2 separate regions of the Homo sapiens genome follow, and region 1 is linked to region 2. Evidence: read pairs that join two places in POLR2A ChIA-PET (ENCODE). Cell type or tissue: K562. All regions are shown on one strand. Links, peaks and the distances in the headings refer to the core of each region. The heading gives the core; the rest is flanking DNA.

Region 1 (2,500 bases), core at 1-2,500, 1.1 Mb before region 2:
GCCCTCCCAGGCCAGCATGCTTTCTCAATTCCCAGGCTTCTCTCCACGTGAGTTTCTGAACCCCAAAGCCAGAGCAGTGAAGCAGACCTTTTCCAGAGAGTTGGACAGGGGGATAAGGAGAGAGAAGGTAGAGAATAGGGAAGAGCTGTGGAGAAAAAGCAAGTCATTCCAGCTTCTATTATTTTTCTTCTTCTTTTTATTATTATGACTCACGTATACAATACAAAGTACTTGGACCAGGAACAGGGCTGTCGGGACACAAAATCTACATTCATAGCTGGACATAAAGACAAATGACAAAAAATTATTATTATAGATATATTTTTAACATTTTTTTCTTTCGAGCACATTGCATAAACAGAGAATTCAAGACAGAGTTAACTATACATTCAGTGCAATTTAGTTCTACTCTACTGGGGTTAGAAGCACAATAAAAGCGCACAGGACCGGCGGGCTAGGCAGTCTCAGTTGTTGGGTTTTCTTAGTGAAATAAGCAGCAACAAACGACAACAAAACCGCATTACAAATACTCTCAAAGCAGGATTTCTTTCTATAGGTAGTGATAAAATACGCTGGAGGTTTCTTTCTTTCTTTTTTTTTTTTTTGATTTTTATTTTTTTCTCTTTTTTTCTCCTATAGCAGGATTTTAAAATTTTTCTCTTTTTCTTTTTCAAGATTATTGCAGGTTCCCTTTAGGTAGTATGTTAAAGATTTATTATTATTATTTTCGTGATTATGGTGATTTCTGAGCACTAACACTAATGCAGCTCAGAGGAAGGCGGGCCCAACAGAATAGAAATCAAACAGCGAAGGAGAGGAAGGCATGGGCCCGAGTGACCATGGGATGGTTAGGTAGGATTTTAGAGGCGACTGCAGGCTCCTATCTACCCTTCTGGAAATGGGGGGAGGGGAAAGACCCACATCTCCTTCAGGTTTCCATCAGGTTCCTAGAGAAAGTCAAGGGGGTTTTTCTAAGCAGGGAGCCCTGGGGAGGGGGAGGGGGAGGGGGAGGGGATATTCCTTGCTTTTTTCCTTATTTCTTTACATTTGTCTTCCTTTCCTTTCTTCATTTTTTTCTGTCCTTTCCTTTTTAGAAAAAGTACATCTAGTACACTAGCCTTAGCATAAAAACAAAACCACAAGTCCTTTTCTGCATTTCGAGGGGGCTCCCCTCTAAAATAAATACCAGAGAAGCAGGGAGGTGGGAGTGTGGTGAGAGACAGACCGAGGAGCACGGAGGCCAGGTCTCAGACCTTAAAATCCAGGAAGGACTCAGAAGGGTGGGGGCAGGGACAAGTGTGTGTGGGGCAAGGAGTGAGACAGAGAGTCCGAACTTTTCACTGTTTCTCCGTCTCCCCCCTCCAGCCCCCAAACAAATAAAGAGTGGGGGAAGTCCAAAGGTAATAAAACCAGAGCTGCAAGTATCTGACAGGTAGTTAGAGTTGTGAGTGTCATTCTATTCTCTATAAAAGCAAATGACAGTCGTAAACTTCTCAATTTATCTGCTACCATAAAACGAAACTTCAAGGGAGTTGCTAAGGGGGGGGGGGTCTTTCTTTTTTGCTTAGTCCTTGTTTTCTTCCTTTTCCTCCTCTTCTTTCTCCTCTTCCTCATTTCCTTCTTCCTCCACCTTCTCCTCATCTCGGGCTCCCGGCAGTTTATCCTTGTTGTTCTCCTTTTTCCACTTCATCCTTCGGTTCTGGAACCAGATCTTCACTTGTCTCTCGGTCAGTCCCAGGGCATGAGAGACTTCAATCCGACGTTTTCGTGTCAAATAAGGATTAAAGAGAAACTCCTTTTCTAGTTCCAAGGTCTGATACCGGCTGTAAGTTTGCCGTCCACTGCGCCTCCCCGGAGCTGGACAGAAGAAAACCCCAGTCTGGTTACGTTTGGATGGGGGCTTGGTTTTCCTTTGCCACTCTTCCTACTCTAAACTCCCCTCTCTGATCTCCTCAGTTCGCCTCCCCTCTATGGAAAAGGCTAGAGCAGAAGGCAGACAAGGGCAGAAAAGTTGGGGGATTGTTTTTGTTTGGCTTCACCTTGGGAGGTGGGGTGGGGGTGGGGGCTAGGGTCTGTTTGGAAACTGGGGCCTTTCAGGGGCTGGGGAGCCCTGTAGAATCCCCCCCACCAGGCCTGTAATCCTAGGAACTGGCCTTTGCAGCTTTGTTTACAAGTGCAGCAGGGCATTTAGTGAGCGAGGCTGGGGACAGACTGTTTCCAAAAGAAAGGAAAAAAAGCTGGGGGTAAAGAAGAGGGGCTCTGCCCACTGCCCTCTCCTTGTCTCTCTCTGCCTAATGCTTTTCCAATAAGAAAAATAATTGATCTGCTGGAATGTGTCACCGCTCCGCCTGATTGCTAACTGGAGACCAGCAAATAAATCATGGGCCATCCCCGCCGGAACTTGTCGCTTTATCGCTTCCCCCTGTACTTCGAAATTGGGCCATGAGGGGCCACCCTTGGAGGGGCTCATGACCTAAGCTACTCTGCAGGTCTCAGGGAG
Region 2 (4,029 bases), core at 950-3,449:
AATTTTGTGAGGCCGGCATGGTGGCTTACACCTGTAATCCCAGCACTCTGGGAGGCTGAGGTGGGCAGATTGCCTGAGGTCAGGAGTTCAAGACCAGCCTGGCCAACATGGTGAAACCCCGTCTCTACTGAAAATACAAAAAAATTAGCTGGGCGTGGTGGTGAGTGCCTGTAATCCCAGCTACTTGGGAGGCTGAGGCAGGAGAATCCCTTGAACCTGGGAGGCAGAGGTTGCGGTGAGCTGAGATCGCGCCACTGCACTCCAGCCTGGGTGACAGGGCAAGACTTCATCTCTAAAATAAAAACAAAAACAAAAAACACACAAAAAATGTAATTTTGTGTATTGATCACTTATCATTTATCCTGCAATCTTGCTAAATTCTCTTATTAGTTCTAGTAGCTTTTTTGTAGGTAGGTTCTTCAGGATTTTTTTGTTTTTGTTTTTTTTTTATTATAGACACAGCCTCATTCTGCTGCCCAGACTGGAGTGCATTGGTGATCATAGCTCACTGAAGCCTTGAACTCCTGGGCACAAGTGATCCTCCTGCCTTAGCCTCCCAAGTAGCTGGGAGTACAGGTGTGCATACTGCCCATGGCTGGGATTTTCTAAATAGATAATCATTTTATCTGTGAATAAAGATAGTTTTATTGCTTCTTTTCCCATCTGTATGCCTTTTATTTCTTCTTCCTGACTTATTGCACTGGCTAGCACGTTCAGTACAATGTTGAATAAAAGTGATGAGAACATACCTACAGGGAAGAGGTCAGAAAGAAAAAAACAAACACAAAGAAGTGGGGAGAGCAAATGTTTTTGCTTTGTTCCTGATCTTGTGGACAAAGTAATCATTCTTTCACTATTAAGAATGATTTGCCAGGCGCGGTGGCTCACACCTGTAATCCCAGCACTTTGGCAGGCAGAGGTGGGTGGATCACGAGGTCAGGAGTTCAAGACCAGCCTAGCCAAGATGGTGAAACCCTGTCTCTACTAAAAATACAAAAATTAGCCAGGTGTGGTTGCAGGCGCTTGTAATCCCAGCTACACAGGAGGCTGAGGCAGGCACTTGAACCCAGAGGGTGGAGGTTGCAGTGAGCTGAGATCGTGCCACTGCACTCCAGCCTGGGTGACAGAGTGAGACTCCATCTCAAAAAAAAAAAAAAAAAAAGAATGATTTACCAGGTGCCTATAATCCCAACAATTTGGGAAGCAGAGGCGGGCAGATTACTTGAGTCCAGGAGTTCAAGAGCAGCCTGGGCAACATGGCAAATCTCTGTCTCTACAAAACATAAACATATGGCCAAGCGCAGTGGCGCATGCCTGTAATCCCAGCACTTTGGGAGGCCAAGGCAGATGGATCACTTGAGGTCAGGAGTTTGAGACCAGCCTGGCCAACATGGTGAAACCCCATCTTTACTAAAATTACAAAAATTAGCCAGACATGGTGGCGGGCACCTGTAATCCCAGCTACTCAGGAGGCTGAGGCAGGAGAATTGCTTGAAACTGGAAGGCGGGGTTTACAGTGAGCCAAGATCACATCACTGCAATCCAGCCTGGGCAACAAGAGCGAAACTCCGTCTCAAATATATATATATATATATATGGGGAGCCAATGAGTAGTGGAGAAAGGAAGAGGTGGGAGATAAAGTGGGAAAGGTTAGTGAAGACCAGGTCAAGAAGAGCCTTGTTAGACCTTGAAGAGTTTGCACTGCCTTAGTTTTCAACTTTGTTTTGTACCAGCTATGATTGGGAACATGTCATGAATGCAGGTGCCCAATATCATCCCAGACCTGCAGAATAATACTCTCTGGGATTGGGGCTGGATCTCTACAACAAGTTCCCTAGGAAATTACCAAAAACCAAGGGAAACTATTTTAGAATCTGGGGAGACACTGGCCGGGCATGGTGGCTCACGCCTATAATCCCAGTACTTTGGGAGGCCGAGGCGGGAGGATCACGAGGTCAGGAGATTGAGACCATCCTGGCTAACACAGTGAAACCCTGTCTCTACTAAAAATGCAAAAAATTAGCCAGGCTTGATGGCGGGTGCCTGTAGTCCCAGCTACTCGGGAGACTGAGGCAGGAGAATGGCATGAACCCGGGAGGCGGAGCTTGCAGTGAGCCGAGATCATGCCACTGCACTGCAGCCTGGGCAACAGAGCGACACTCTGTCTCAAAAAAAAAAAAAAGAATCTGGGGGAGACACTGAAGCTAAAAGTGGGGAAGCATCATGATCAAAACTGCAGTTTGACAAGAACATGCTAGCCAGATGTCTTGGAAAGATTTGAAAAGACAAGAGTGGAGATTACTGCAATCATCTAGATAAGTAGTAATAATGACTCAAACTAAGAGAGAATCAGTGGAAATATACGGAAGAAAGTAGATTCAAAGGAAATTTAGGGGCTGGGTACAGAGGTTCATGCCTGTAATGCCAGCACTTTGGGAGGCCAAGGTGGGAGGATTGCTTGAGCCCAGGAGCTCAAGACCAGCCTGGCAACAGAGCAAGACCCTGTCTCTACAAAAAATAAAAATATTAGCCAGGTGTGGTGGTGCATGCCTGTAGTCTCAGCTACTCAGGAGGCTGAGGTGGGAGGATCACTTGAACCCAGGAGGTCTAGGGCACAATGAGCTGTGATTGTGCCACTGCACTTCAGCCTGGGTGACGGAGTAAGACTTTGTCTCAAAAAAAGGAAAAAAAGAACAACAACAAAAAAAGGAAAGTTTGGAAGACAGAATTGGGGGCCGGGCGTGGTGGCTCATGCCTGTAATGCCAGCACTTTGGGAGGCTGAGGCGGGTGGATCGCCTGAGGTCGAGAGTTCGAGACCAGCCTGACCAACATGGAGAAACCCCATCTCTACTAAAAATACAAAATTAGGTGTGATGGCACATGCCTATAATCCCAGCTTCCCAGCTACTCAGGAGGGTGAGGCAGCAGAATCGCTTGAACCTGGGAGGCAGAGGTTGCAGTGAGCCTAGATTGTGCTATTGCACTCCAGCCTGGGCAACAAGAACGAAGCTCTGTCTCAAGAAAAAAAAAAAAAATGATAGAATTGGCAGGACTTGGCTTCTAATTGGATGTAAAGGGAAAGAAGCAGCAATAATAGTAACAATAATAACACTGAACATCTATGATGTATCAGGCACCATTCTATGTGCTTTACATGTATCACATTATTTAACATAGCAATCCTGTGAGAGGTTCTAGTGCCATCCTCAGCACTTTTGCTGACTCCAGGCTTCTTGCTTTGGAGGCAGTGATGTCCACCAGAGAGGAATTATGAGAGGAAGTGAGGCCTGGAGGATGGCATTGGATAATGACTTGAGTTTGGAAGCTGTGAGTTTGAGGCTTAGGTGGGACATCCAGGCAGCAATTAGAAACTTGGGTCTGTAGCTCCGAGGAGAGTCTGGAGATGTTGATCTGGGATTCATCATCCCTGAGAGTGGATGGGAATTGGCCTGAAGAGGTGGAGGCAGGGAGGTGGGAATCCTAACACTCAAGAGCAAGGCTCTTAATCTGGCCTCTGTGGGTGGCTTTCACAAATGCATGTGCCCCTTCAGCTGCATGGGAGATGCTAGCAATCTCTGATTGTGCATTAGAGTCTCAAAGGGGAGCATGAACCACCAAGAAGATTAATGATTACAGGTGTAAGTGGTGAATAGATAAAAAGGATTCAAGGAAGAAGACTGGAAAGGAGTGGCCAGAGAGATAGCAAGAAATGCAGAAGGCAATGTCAGGAAGCCAAAGGAATTGTCTTTTAAGAAAGGCGGTTGGACGAGGTGGCTCACGCCTATAATCCCAGCACTTTGGGAGGCTGAGGTGGGCAGATCACCTGAGGTCAGGAGTTCAAGACCAGCCTGGCCAACATGGTGAAACCCTGTCTCTACTAAAAATACAAAAAAATCAGCTGGGCGTGGTGGTGGGCACCTGTAATCCCAGCTACTCAGGAGGTTGAGGCAAGAGAATGGCTTCAGCCTGGGAGGTGGAGATTGCAGTGAGCTGAGATCGAGATCATACCGCTGCACTCTAGCCTGGG

The links. ChIA-PET counts read pairs that join two places held together with the same protein. Peaks named below come from ENCODE experiments on the same cell type or tissue, not always from the same donor. Only the 100,000 strongest peaks of a DNase experiment are listed, where the experiment ranks them.
Region 1: POLR2A ChIA-PET joins it to region 2 with 6 read pairs; 2 of 35 experiments call an interaction of 5 or more read pairs at or near these places.

The regions. Positions count from the first base shown.
Region 1 is chr12:54,010,446-54,012,945 of GRCh38, reverse strand. It overlaps HOXC8 (homeobox C8), which reads right to left. Exons shown (of 2, transcript NM_022658.4): 2 at 177-1,857. The coding sequence ends at 1,565. Among named protein-coding and RNA genes, the nearest start is that of HOXC8, 2.7 kb to the right of the region's middle. In K562, for the core only: no CTCF peak of the experiment used is centred there; DNase peaks (open chromatin) are centred at 941, 1,265 and 1,879; H3K4me3 peaks cover 798 bases.
Region 2 is chr12:52,929,226-52,933,254 of GRCh38, reverse strand. It overlaps a transcript of KRT8 not described here. Among named protein-coding and RNA genes, the nearest start is that of KRT18, 18 kb to the left of the region's middle. In K562, for the core only: no CTCF peak of the experiment used is centred there; no DNase peak of the experiment used is centred there.